Regions from separate parts of the Homo sapiens genome. Here all the other regions are linked to region 1. Evidence: chromatin loops called from intact Hi-C (ENCODE). Cell type or tissue: mammary epithelial cell. All regions are shown on one strand.

Region 1 (4,000 bases):
AGTCAGTTCACAACTGAAGATACTAAAATAATCGTCACTCACAGAATCCCATTAACGGACAATGCAGCTGTGTAGCCTGACCAAGGTCACCACGTCACTTCCTTCATGTGGCTCCAGGTTCGGCCTATGCCCCGTCAGTTCTGTACAGCTTGGCACATGGCCCTAGACATGGGAGACAACGTCCTAGGAGTGAACCTTCCTAAGTATCTGGGGCTAAGCCCCTAAACATACAGAGATTCCCAAACCATCTGCATTCAGCTACTAAGCTTTCTTCAAAAGGATCATGTTGATGTTGAAAAGGGGAGATGTGAAATTAATCCAAACTGAAAGCTGTTGGAACCGTACCTGATTTTGAGCCTTGAGAGGAACGTGGCTGTGGGGCCTGCGTCGCATGGTGTGAAGCTGCACCTTCTGCTTCTTTATTCTGGGTCAAATCTCTTCCTCATTCTTGTCCTGTAATGATTAGGAAAGACTGAATGGTACCAGAGGTGAGACCGCCTCAAGACCATTACCCTTCCTTATGGGATGTTAAAACAAGCTTCCTTAGTGTAGCGAGCTGTGACCAATCAAGTCAAATCGCTATAACCTATGTCTTGATCTTGTTGGAAAATGCTGCAACCTGTTAAACCTCTGCCTCTGACTATGTAAATGAGACTTTAACTTTCCATTTTGAGAGTCTGTGTTTCCTATGTGACTATCCTCCAACTTCGTGTTCAAATAAACTCCACACTTCATCATATTTTTGGATTCTAAGTATTTAAGCTTGAAAATTGCAAAGACACATTATCATGTTTATGCGCTGTCAGCATTCTATGGAAGTTTAGTGCAATTAAAATCGGGAAAAGGGTCAGGTGCAGTGGCTCACACCTGTAATCCCAGCACATTGGGAGGCCGAGGTGGGCAGATCACCTGAGGCCAGGAGTTAGAGACCAGCTTGGCCAACATGGTGAAACCTCATCTTACTAAAAATACAAAAATTAGCTGGTATGGTGACAGACACCTGTAATCCCAGCTACTAGGGAGGCTGAGGCAGGAGAATAGCTTGAACCTGGGAGGCAGAGGTTGCAGTGAGCCGAGATCGTGCCACTGTACTCCAGTCTGGGCGACAGAGTGAGACTCCATCTCAAAAAGAAAAAAAAATTGAAAAGACTTTTTTGTTTCAGTGTACATTACAACCACTCAAATTAGTTATGGGTATACTTTTCTTGCCTTTTTTTCACAGTTTCTGCAGGAGGTGGGCTGCCTTGTGCTGGTCAGGATGTCAAGCACCTTTGGGACTCTGCCCATTAAACCACAGGGGATTTCCTCATTATTGCGACAATTCCATCCCCAGAAATATCCCACGTGCCTGAGGTGGCGGCCATCTCTTCGTAGGGAGACTGTCGGAGCTTCCTTTTAAACAGACTCTGCCCTGTCTCTGTGAAGACGTTCAGGTGCTGAGCACACGGAGGGCGGTGGGTGGGGGGACATGAGACTGTAGGCAGCTCTCTAGAGCCCCTTTCACACGTGGGTCGTCACCCACCGACTTTCGGATCTCTGGGAGTGGGAACTGCACAGGCTGGGATGTTGTTTGGGGTCATTGCACCGAGAAGTGTTCCATGTGCAATGTGGTTAGAATCTTGTCACCCTAGGAATGGAAGGTCTTCAAGACCATGGTATCCAACCCCTCCATCATGCAGATAGGGGACCTCAGGCCCTCAGGGCGATAAGAAGGAATCAGGCTTTCGAAGGTTAAGGAAGTGTCAAGTGCAAAACTCGGTCTCTGGAGCCCTGAGGTGGAGCCTCACCCTCACCCTGGCCCCGGCGTCCTCAGCCTGTGGGCGCCCAACTGCTCTGACGCAGCAACTGGCACGACCACCAGCCCCAGGGAGCAGCAGCGAGTTTCCAGGGTTAGGAATCACCCGGGAGACAGTAATTCAGACTCCCAGGCTCCACAGAAACCTGCAGGGACCTCGGGGAAAGGGAGCTTCGTCCTAAGGCTCCGCTTTGGGGAGAGGCTGGGCGGCCACTAGGTGGCGCTGCGGAGCCGCGTCTTCGGCCGCAGGTGCCCGCGCTTGGGAGCGGGAAGCCAGGCTGGGTCATGCCGGTGCTGTCACTGCAGGAGGCAGAGACCCCACATCCCGCAAAGACGGAGGGGCTGGATTCCACCAGCAGCTGAGCCCATCTCTCCGCCCTTAAAAATCAAACCACATCTTAGGACAATATCAGGCTTGCGAACGAAGCGTCCAGGGGTGGCCCACGTGGGAAGGAGGGTGAGGCCGTGGGCCCCCTCGGTCCAACCTCACAGCCTCTCTGCTCTCCCCACTTTCGAGGCAGATTTCTGGGAATTTGGGAGTTCAGAGGGAGGAGAAATAAGTCGTTTGTCAGCAGCCTGCTCCCTGATCTCCAAGGTCCCTAGAAGGACAGGCGCTCCTCACACGGCCAAGCCTGGCCCGGTCCAGGTCTCTCCATCCAGCAGCCCTGCGCTCTGTCTCTCCCTGTACACTTTCCTCCCTGCCTCCCTCCCTCCATTTCTCCCTTCCTTCCTTCCCTCCCCGCACAGGATCTGCCATTCCTTAGCTGTGAAATGCGGGCACAGGGCCTGTGATTGATTGCACTCTGGGTGACAGCAGTAGCAGTACCCTCAGGCAGGTCAGTTGACTCAACAGAACCAGGTCAAAGTCCCCCAGCCCACGGGTCCAGCTCAGTCAGCCTCTGCTGGTCTACAGGAGCCCAGCCCTGGAGCAGGGACACCTTTGCACCAACAGTGCTGCATGAGATGGGCTGGGGTGAGCCCCCAAAGCCAGGGCCTGATGGAGGCCTGCAGACCCAGCAGGAGAAGCCCTGCTGTCAGCTGCAGAAGAGAAGAGGCAGGTGTCTGGAGAGGGGGCGGGCGGTGTCCTATGGCAGGTGGAACTTGTCCCTATTTACGTGGCTGGGGTGGGGCCACAGCACAAAATGGATGTCCTGAAAAATTCGAACCAATCTGGAAAATGTGCATCCACCTCTGCACTATGCCTGTTCTGCACCATATGCCTGTTCTCTGCCTCCCTCTGGGCCAAGGCTTACCTGCCCTGCAGCCTCAGGAATGTCAGTCTGGTTTCCGAGAGAGGGACCTAGAAGCCACTGAGTAACTGTGACTGGAGGGACCTAGAAGCCACTGAGTAACTGTTACTGGCAGGCACTGTACTCATCTTTCTCCTTGGATTATCTCATGAAACTTCTCAATGGGAGCCATCAAAGCTTGGCCCCTCTGCTTTTCTCCTTGGGGTGGTCACTTTTATGCTCTCCCTGGAGCGCCTGTTAAGTATGAATCACTGCTCTAGGAAAAGAGCTGCCAGGCAGAAGGGCAGACTTGCACAGCCACTGGCTGCAGCTGCTCCGGGATCCAGTTACTTACCAGGACTGAGGACTGGAGGTACTCTGCAGACAGGTGCTGGCCCCGGGGACTGGGCTCAGCCTGGGATGAAACTCGCTCCTGTAGAGACCAAGGGTGGGTGAGGGCAGGAGGGAGGGGTGTGGGGCCAGTCCATCCCGGAGACAGTTTCCTTCTCCTTACCCATTGCAAGGCTCGTGGTGGACACCCCTGCACCCAAAGTCACACTGACAGGAGGGCATGGCACATGTGTTTAGCCAAAGCCTTCCGCCACACATGAGGACCCAAGGCCCCGGGAAACGGAATTCTTCTGCTAAGCCTGAGGAAGGAAGCAGGAACCAGGGGGTTCTGGGAGTGGACAGAAAGGCGTGCCCTGGAGCTGGTGAGCCGGGAGCCTGGCCAGGCCCCTTGGCAGAATCCTTCCTGGGTCTGTGCTGGGATCGTCCCCTGGGTGCCCAGCAGGACACAGACACTCAACCTTCCGGGAGAAGCGGGGAGGCAGAGAGCTACCCTCCCAGGTTTTACGGCTTGCTTTCAGGGAGAAGAGCCCTAGTTTCCATTATGGCCTTTGTAGTGGGAAGAAGGGTGAAGGCCAGAGAGGACTTCTTGCTTCTGTTGACTTCCAGATCTCCCTCAGCTCAAAGC
Region 2 (4,000 bases), 1.3 Mb after region 1:
TCTTCTTCCTCCCTAGAAGGGGAGAAGTGTTACATAGAATGCTGTACTTCATTGATCTAGAATAAGCTGCAGATATCATGCATACATTATCACTTGTAAGAGTCTATATTTATTACATTTATACTAGGAAAATTAATCCTGTTAGAAAGCTTGTCTTCCTAAATGCTTTAAACACTGTCTAGTACGTGCCTAGCACACTAATAGCATTTTGATAGCTTAAAAAAGCAGAATTGGTAAATATTAAACAGTAAGCAATATTTGTTTATAGTACATGATGTTATCCTTTATGAAAGGTGATTTTTTTCTACAATACAAACTTCGTTAGATTGTTAAATGATTGCCATAATGATTGAAAAATATAACAATTCATTTTAAAGCATGTGGTTAACACAGGTATTTTAGAAGTCTTTGAGGGCAGCTAATATTCATCTAAAATTAAATACGTACCCTCTGGATGAAGAAAAAAAATGATTGCAGTCAAAACATCAGAACTTTAACCTGTTTATGAATTGAAAAAATCAACTCACCCATCTCAGGACCTATATATAGTACTGTTAGGGTAGATTAAATACAGGTTTTTTTCCTCTGCTCGGTTTTCTTCCTATGATCCAACACAGTTTTCTCAAAAAGATAACCAAACTAAATCAAATCTAGAAAAAAATTTTTCCAGTAATTCTAGAATATAGTTTGTTGCTAATTGTATCTCTTTTCTTTTTGGCTTCCTGCTTGAAAAGCACGGGTTTGAAGGGGTCCACTTACATATTTTTTTTCAAACGTGGGTCGAAAACACAGCAGCTGGAGGATGCGAAACGCACACAGAGGGAGGGCAACTTTCCGTATTTGCGTGTTCCACAGGCCCCACTGTGAGACGTGAATGTGCCTGGATTTCGGTATCTGCTGGAACCAGTCCCACGCTATACCAAGGGATGACTGCACACCTATTTCTGATGACTGGAGAACTCCAAGGGGTTCGTCTTGACAATACCATTAACTTAAAAATTCAATAAAGATTAACAAATCGGTGGTACACTCTAAGTTTGTTAGTCTGTAAAAATTGTTTCTATAATATAAAATGAGCAGCACCTAGATAATTTTGGCAGAGAACTTTGTAAAAATAAATGAACACATAAATTGTCTGACTCTTAATTGTAAGATCTCATTAATCCAAAGACCAACCAAGCATCAGCTCTGTTGCTGTTGATTATCCACCAAACCTCTACTAACCTGGGCGGAAGTCTTGGCCCACACTTGGATGGTAGAAAGGGCTCATTCAAGGAATCCATTTGTCCCATTAAAAACTGCAAAAGAAAAGACATAATATTAATTACTAGCAAGGCTTCCTCGGTAGGTAGAATTTGTGTGTGTTGGGGGAAATAGATCCTACTAGCATTTTATAGAAGAAATTTAGCTTTTGATTTTATAAAATACTATTCTAATAGGTCTATGTAAATTTAAAATAATACGTGAAATGTGTTTTCTTCTTTTTACCATACAAAGATTTTTTTGAAAAACTGTCTTACACCAAGCTATTTTACAACAGTAAAATCTTCTCATGGTTCTATTTTTCTGGGAACTGCGGTGTCCACCAGCTGCGAGGTGGGCCCGGCAAGCAGGACCGGGAGCAGGGCCGGGGAGGGCCGGTTCCATCGCCAGGCGTCGCTCTTGCCCGTGGAACTCAAGTGTCTTCTTGGACATGGGAAGGGGAAAGAGAGAAACGAAAAATGCCTCCTTTTATGTGCCTAAGGTCTGTTTGACATAAAATTTTACTTTTTCCTGAGTGTATTTTAGCAGAAATGTTCACATTTCAGTCATGTAGCTTGCAAAAAGAAAAAGAAAAGCCTCGCTGTGAAATCAAACCATCTGTTTTTCAAGGGAGCGGAGAGAACGCAGATCCCAAGGGTGTGGGGCGGGGTCCGGAACCGGCACATTTCATATCTTCTCTCTCCACGCTGCCTCCCCGCCCAGCTCTGCCGGACACTTTCTCCTCCTGAGGAGACAGACCCCGTGCAGGAAGAGAGAAAGGACGCGGGGACGGGCGCAGACGGGGCCTCTCCGGGAGCTGGGGGATCGGGGCGCGGAGCCTTCCGCCCGCACCGCCCGCGCTCACGTGCGCCTGGGCCAGCACCTTCCCGCCGCGGTCCTGCGACTGCCCCGATCATGGTGCAGGCCTTTAATTCTCGCCCACTCCGCCTCTCTGATTGCACTCAGAACACCTTTCCCAAACAGATCGCGGACTTGGAAGACGTCCAGCTCTTGCCCAGAAAGCACCAATCGAATGGGAAAGTGCGCAACTGATTGATAATACATTTTACAAGAATAAAATAAAAGAGGCAAATTGCTGAACTTTCACAGATGTGCCGGGCTTCGGCCAAAGAGCCAAACTTTCTTAAAGACGAGTCCGGGAGGCAAGTGCCCTCCTGCGGGCGTTCCCTGCCGGGGCGCGAGGGACCCGCGGGCCGAGGGTCCAGCGCAGAGGAGCGCGCAGATGGCGCGGTCCTTGCCGGGGAGGGACCTTCGCTCGTCCTCTCGCAGGGGGTCTGGGGAGGGGGTGCAGGTCCTGCCCCTCCTCGGGTGGTCAGCTGTGCGCACCTCGGGGGCCGTGGAGAGTCCTCACCCGCCCATCTCCTGCCTCCTGGCCGCCCCGCCTCGGGGACCAGGGCTTGGGGACCCGAACCTGGGGACTGGGCTCGGGCGGGGCAGACCCCTCGAGGTCCGGAGAGCGGATCCCTCCAAAACGGATGGACTCTAATTGACTTATTAAATGTCGAAGCAATCAGGCAGCTCCCTTTTTAATAGCCCAAGATCTACATTTAGACAAAAACAGAACCGAGTTCCTGGTAAAGGCGTTTCTTCTCATCCTGTCACAAGTGACAGGAACGGAGGGAAACAGACTGGGGGAGGGGCGGGGGGAGGAGAACAGGGGGAAGAGGAGGAGACGGGGAGTGGGGGAAGGTGGGGCAGGAGAGGAGGAGACGGGAGATGGGGAAGGTGGGGAGGGAAGGGGCGCGGGAGACGGGGCGCGGGCGAGGGGGAGACGCGGTGGAGATGCGGGTGGGGGGACCGGGCGGGGGCGGGGGCGGAGTTGAGGGGGAGCGGGAGACGGGGGGAGGCGAGAGCGAGGTGAGGCGGGGGGACTGACGAAGATCCGCATGGGGGTACTAACACTTCAGCGGCTTCTAATTAAAGCCCCGCTCGGAGCCCTTGGGGACCCGCCTGACGTCGGCGGGCGCGGGGATAAGAAGCTCCCCGAGGTCTGAGGCGGGACTCGGAGCCGGCGCACCCCAGGTCGGCCGTGGGTCCAGCGCTCGGAGCGGCCGAGTCCCCGCGTCCCGTGCGCTCCGCCCGCCGGGCATGGAGTAGTGGCGCAGCTCGGGGCGCGGGGACAGACGTGCGCACAGACGGCGACGACTCCGGCGGCTCCAGGTAACCGGCCCGGCCACGACGCGCAGGTGGCTCCCGGGTGGCGCCGGGCAGGTGCGGGAGGGCGCCATGGCCGGGAGGTGGAGGGGCTTCCAGCACGTGGCGCGGCCGGGGCCAGCGCGAGGGTCCGCACCCGGCCTCCTCCGTGGGCTTCGGGGACTCGGCGCTCGCCGGCGACCACCGCGCAAAGGCGACGCTGGAAACTTGAGCGCGGCCGCCGGGCCCGGCGCGCGGCGCCGCCTTCTTGGAGAGCGGTAGGCGCGGGAGCGCGGCCCCTCCGAGGTCCGCCCGCGGCCGGGGAGCTGCCTGGCACCCGCGGCTTCCAAAGGGGAAAGAAAGTTGCGCCCGCGCCAGGCGCAGCGCGCTCGGCGGACGCGGCCTTTCGGGCGAAAGTTAGGAGGGGCCGGGCTGGCGGGCGGGCGGGTTCCGGGGGCTCCTTTCCGCACCAGCGGCGGTCGCTCCCCGTGGGCGGGACCTCGGGCGTGATCGTCGAGGAGACCGCGGCTCCCTCACCTGCCGGCTTGTTCCTCGGGGTCCGCGGAGGTGAGGGGCCGGGTCCAGCGCCAGCGGCTCCTCCCGC
Region 3 (4,000 bases), 130 kb before region 1:
TGCACACACACACACACTCGTACCCGTGCTTGTGTCCGCCCCACTGCAGGCACTCACTTGTACACACCTGTGTGTGGTTGTGTTTTTCTTCTCGTGATGCTCACAGAATGTACATGGAGACAGATTCGCACACTGAGGTGACGAGGCAGAGATGGAAGCCTAGGCCTGCCCTTGGTGTGGTTCCCTCATGGCTGCTGAGGGGAGCCTTAGAGAAGGCCGCTCCCTGTGCGGGCCTGGAGCTCCGGAGCAGCCACCAGGGACGGGAGCCTGGGAGCCGTCAGCCCTCGAGGAAGGCCTGGGAGCCGTCAGCCCTCGGGTGGCCCTCGGATGGCCCTCGGAAGCCATGTGGAGTCACGGGCACGCAGGAGGCAGGAGAGGCCATTCTCCCCTTGCCCAGGGTGGAGGGTGAAGGGCGGGGCAGCTGTGGAGGAGGGAGGCTGGGAGTTGCTCCAGCTGTGGTGTCTGCCACCTGCCTGTGCTTTTAGAGGCTTATTCTTTCAGGGACGCTTTAGCTACAGAGTACTATTTTTTGTCTTTTCTTCAGTGAAAATAGCGACCCGTGGCGTATCCACTCCGCACAGGTGTTTGGCTTTCCCAGAGGGCCTCGAGGGGACGCCGAAGGCTGTCATTTGGGGCTGTCTGCCCAACTCTGAGCCAGCCTGTCTCTAGGGTGCTCAGAACATGGCACCCTGAGGCATAGACATCATGTAGATCCGCACCATAGACGGGGCTGTAGAGAAGCCAGTCTGGCACTTTTGTGGGGGATGTTTGTGGCTGAATTACACCTTTGGGCATCTGTGGTTTCCTTTTGGACACAGAGAACTCAGCGTGTGTTGTCATTTATTTTCATGTCATGGTTTAGACTAAAAAGGTTTCCATTTTCTGGTTGGGCACAGAAAGGCCCCGGATCACCTCCGAGCCCCAGGACGCAGATGTGACCTCGGGGAACACCGTGTACTTCACCTGCAGAGCCGAAGGCAACCCCAAGCCTGAGATCATCTGGCTGCGAAACAAGTGAGTTGGGGCCAAACAGAAATGCCCCTGTGCATCTCTCGGAGTTACACTCAGACACCCAAACCACACCTCACTCCCCACCAAGGCCCACGTCCACTTTTCCTCCTCCACGTAGGGAAAAGTACAAAGGAGAAACTATTTCTGCTCCTTTTCCGGTCTTACATGGCAGGGGGTGTGACGACGTTTCTGCCAGGCTGGGGCCCCTTCCCCACTCTCTCCTGGGCAGCACAGGGGTGCCCTGGCTGGGCAACGCGTCACTGCGGCCCTTCCCGGTGGGAGGGAGGGAGAGCATGCTGGTTGTTCTCTCCCTGCCTGCTGACGTCTGGCAGCAGCCTGTTTGCTCTGGTCACTGTTGTTGGCAGCCTTGACCTGGGGCATTGTGACCAACCTGAGTGGGTGCGGGAGGGGCCCTGACCTCTGCTGGGACGGCGTCCTCAGGAGCCTGGAGCGCCATGCAGCTGCTGACACAGGTTCGCTCAGCTCCCGTGTGGATCTAACTTGTCTCCCAAACAAAGGAAGTCTTCTCTTGTGTCCACAAACATGCTGTGGACCTGTTAAGGCTAAGACGGCCCTGGCTGCGGCTGTCAGGGTGACGGAGGGAAGTCCTACCGCTGACCATTACATGCGTCCTGGCAGCGAGCCCCACCTGTGAGCCAGGTGTGGGGAGCACCCCTGCGCTGCTGGGGTTTGTGAGCTGGGGCTGTGTTGGTTAAGGAGTGATGGAGTCTAGGGGGAAGAGATGGGAGGAGGTGAAAGGCGTGCAAGGGGGGTGGGTGGGGCAGGACCTGGGTGCAGGGGCAGAGAGGCCTAGGTGGGAATGAGGTCAGATTGCCGGAAGGCACCTGGGGCCAAATCACTGAGGGTCCTAAGTTGGAGTGGAGCACTTTCAAAGTGACCTTTTGAAAGGAATCCTTAAAAGAAAATCCTGAAGTAAAGCCACCATGTCCTACCTTCTCCCATCTGCCTGCGTGAGGACAGCTTCTGAAGGAGCTCCTCCTGCCGGCCCAGCCCCAGCACTCCTGCGCTGCTCCTCTCTGGCCATGTTTAGTCATGAGGCAGCAAGAGGGATGCGTCTGAGATGTGAGCCCTGTGATACTCGGGCTCAAACTGAGTCATTGTTTGATACTCGGGCTCAAACTGTGATGAGGCACAAACTGAGTCATTGTTCCAGACTCCAGAGGCAAACCGGGCTGGGCTTGGCTCTCGGGCAAGGTGGTGTTTATAGAAGAGATGGACAGGAGCAGGGAGCTGGCCATCCCCAGTGGTCAGGAACAGAATGGGAAGATGTGTTCATGCTGAAGAGGACATGGGAGGTTTGTTCCAGCTCTAGATTTTGTTATCCTCATGACTGAAAAGTCATATTGACCTTGGCTGCAGTGCCGGACAAGGAGCCTGTAAGGTGCAGTCACTCTCTTCACAGCTTTTGTCTTGGATGGCTCCCAAGTTGATGAGATTTAAAATCCAGAGAACACTGGAGGAATTCTGCAGTATTATGTTGTGTGCATTTAAAAGTCAGGGAAGCATAAATTTGGCCCCAGTCCATCACACCTACATTTTATATACGAAAAAATTGATGCCCGCAGTTGAAATCTCACAGCTAAATATGGCAGAGCTAGAGCCAAAGCCCTGAGGCCTGGTGACCTGTGCTGGGCTCTGCCCTCCACCAGCTCGAGTCTCACCTGCCGGCTGGCCTTACCTAACATCCAGAGTCACCTGCAGGCCACCCTCACCTGCTGGCTCGCCGTGTTTCTGGTGGGGGGGATTGGGCCACATCAGAGAGAGTCTTGTTTATGGGGCCTAAGCTGACATTGCTTCCATCCAGCAATCCCTGTGGGTAAGGACAGATTGCAAGTTGGGGGATTGGTGCCAGGCGAGGAGAGCATGAGGAAGATTTGGGAGAAGGTGGGCGTTGGTCTTTCGAGTGTTCCCGACGGTTTGGCTGCGCGCTGGCAGGTTTCTGAGGGCGGTCATGGGGAAGTGCTTTTGCACAGTGCTGGTGCTGCTCCTCCTGCATGAGCGACCCAGCTTGGTCCAGGCTGCACAGGCTCCTTAGGAAACTCGCGTGGAAGGTGATGAATCTCGTGCACTGAGGAAGTGGGTTTCTGTTTCACAGAGGTCTTGTCTGTCTTGGTGATCTGCAAGTAGGAGTTCTCTGTAGGCCCGTCTGCATTCTCAGAGGGCTCCGTGCCTGGCTGTTCTTACTCTGTCCTCACACTTGCCATAGACTGGGATCTCAGTGGCATCCAATGTCACCTCTCTCCTCTTCACCTGCTTCTGCATAAAGGGAACTAAAGTGAAGTTACAGGTGGGGTGAGGGTGAGAGGCGGCAGGACTGAGCGTTGGGGTAAAGGTTGCAGCTTTTCTTGGCTGCCCGAAGTGTGTGTGATGCAGCATGGCCCCAGGGGAGGTCCTTGCTGCCCGAGGACTGGCCAAGCCATGCAAAGGTGGGGTCACCTGTGTCCTGGCCTCTTCGTGGTGCAGTGCCACAGGTTCCTCCCAGATCCCAGAGGGAGGCCAACCAGCAGCTTGCAGGCACTGTTTGTTAAAATACAGATAGAGAGGTCTGGCGCACACCTGCAATCCCAGCACTTTCGGAGCCCGAGGCAGGAGGAGCGCTTAAGCCCAGGAAGCTGAGGCTGCAGTGAGCAATGGTTATACCGCTGCGCTCCAGCCTGGGCTGCAGAGTGAGACTCTGTCTCTAAAATAAAAAAATAAAATACACATAGATACAGCTCTGGCTTTTAGTAATGTAAAAATGTTTCTACCCTTTTTAGTTAATTCACCAGAAACGAAAGAAAATGTTTCCTTGGAATTTTTTCCGTTTTGTTCATTGCTTTCTCCTTTGGAATTAGAAACACTTTAAAACATGTAGATAGATTGAACACGTGAATACTAAGGATAAGTACCTGAGTGAATGAGATGTGCAAATACACGGTCCCCTTTTCAGAATTGCCTGTTAGGTCAGGGCTGCCAGGAAGGAGGAGAC

Evidence for each region. Peaks named below come from ENCODE experiments on the same cell type or tissue, not always from the same donor. Only the 100,000 strongest peaks of a DNase experiment are listed, where the experiment ranks them.
Region 2: it touches region 1 in a loop (6-fold over the local background); 3 of 110 quality-filtered maps call a loop at or near these places.
Region 3: a loop joins it to region 1, with 4 times the contacts of the local background. A loop is called at or near these places in 3 of 110 quality-filtered maps.

Annotation. Positions count from the first base shown.
Region 1 is chr2:1,548,900-1,552,899 of GRCh38, reverse strand. All of the region lies in intron 4 of LALTOP (lung cancer associated lncRNA targeting TOP2A), which reads left to right. LOC102723730 (a long non-coding RNA gene) reads right to left here and starts at 970. Exons shown (of 3, transcript NR_168373.1): 1 at 346-970; 2 at 43-162. RefSeq lists a silencer at 1,981-2,090. In mammary epithelial cell, a CTCF peak has its summit at 1,999 (motif pointing right); no DNase peak of the experiment used is centred here.
Region 2 is chr2:287,976-291,975 of GRCh38, reverse strand. It overlaps ALKAL2 (ALK and LTK ligand 2), which reads left to right and starts at 3,885. Exons shown (of 6, transcript NM_001002919.3): 1 at 3,885-3,963. It overlaps LOC101927262 (a long non-coding RNA gene), which reads right to left. Exons shown (of 3, transcript XR_007085917.1): 2 at 1,225-1,298. LOC105373346 (a long non-coding RNA gene) reads left to right here. Exons shown (of 6, transcript NR_189079.1): 6 at 856-1,035. In mammary epithelial cell, a CTCF peak has its summit at 1,648; no DNase peak of the experiment used is centred here; H3K4me3 peaks cover 1,151 bases; H3K27me3 peaks cover 911 bases.
Region 3 is chr2:1,673,941-1,677,940 of GRCh38, reverse strand. It overlaps PXDN (peroxidasin), which reads left to right. Exons shown (of 23, transcript NM_012293.3): 8 at 897-1,014. Among named protein-coding and RNA genes, the nearest start is that of LALTOP, 51 kb to the right of the region's middle. RefSeq lists an enhancer at 1-478. In mammary epithelial cell, a CTCF peak has its summit at 2,026 (motif pointing left); a DNase peak (open chromatin) is centred at 2,120; H3K27ac peaks cover 2,178 bases.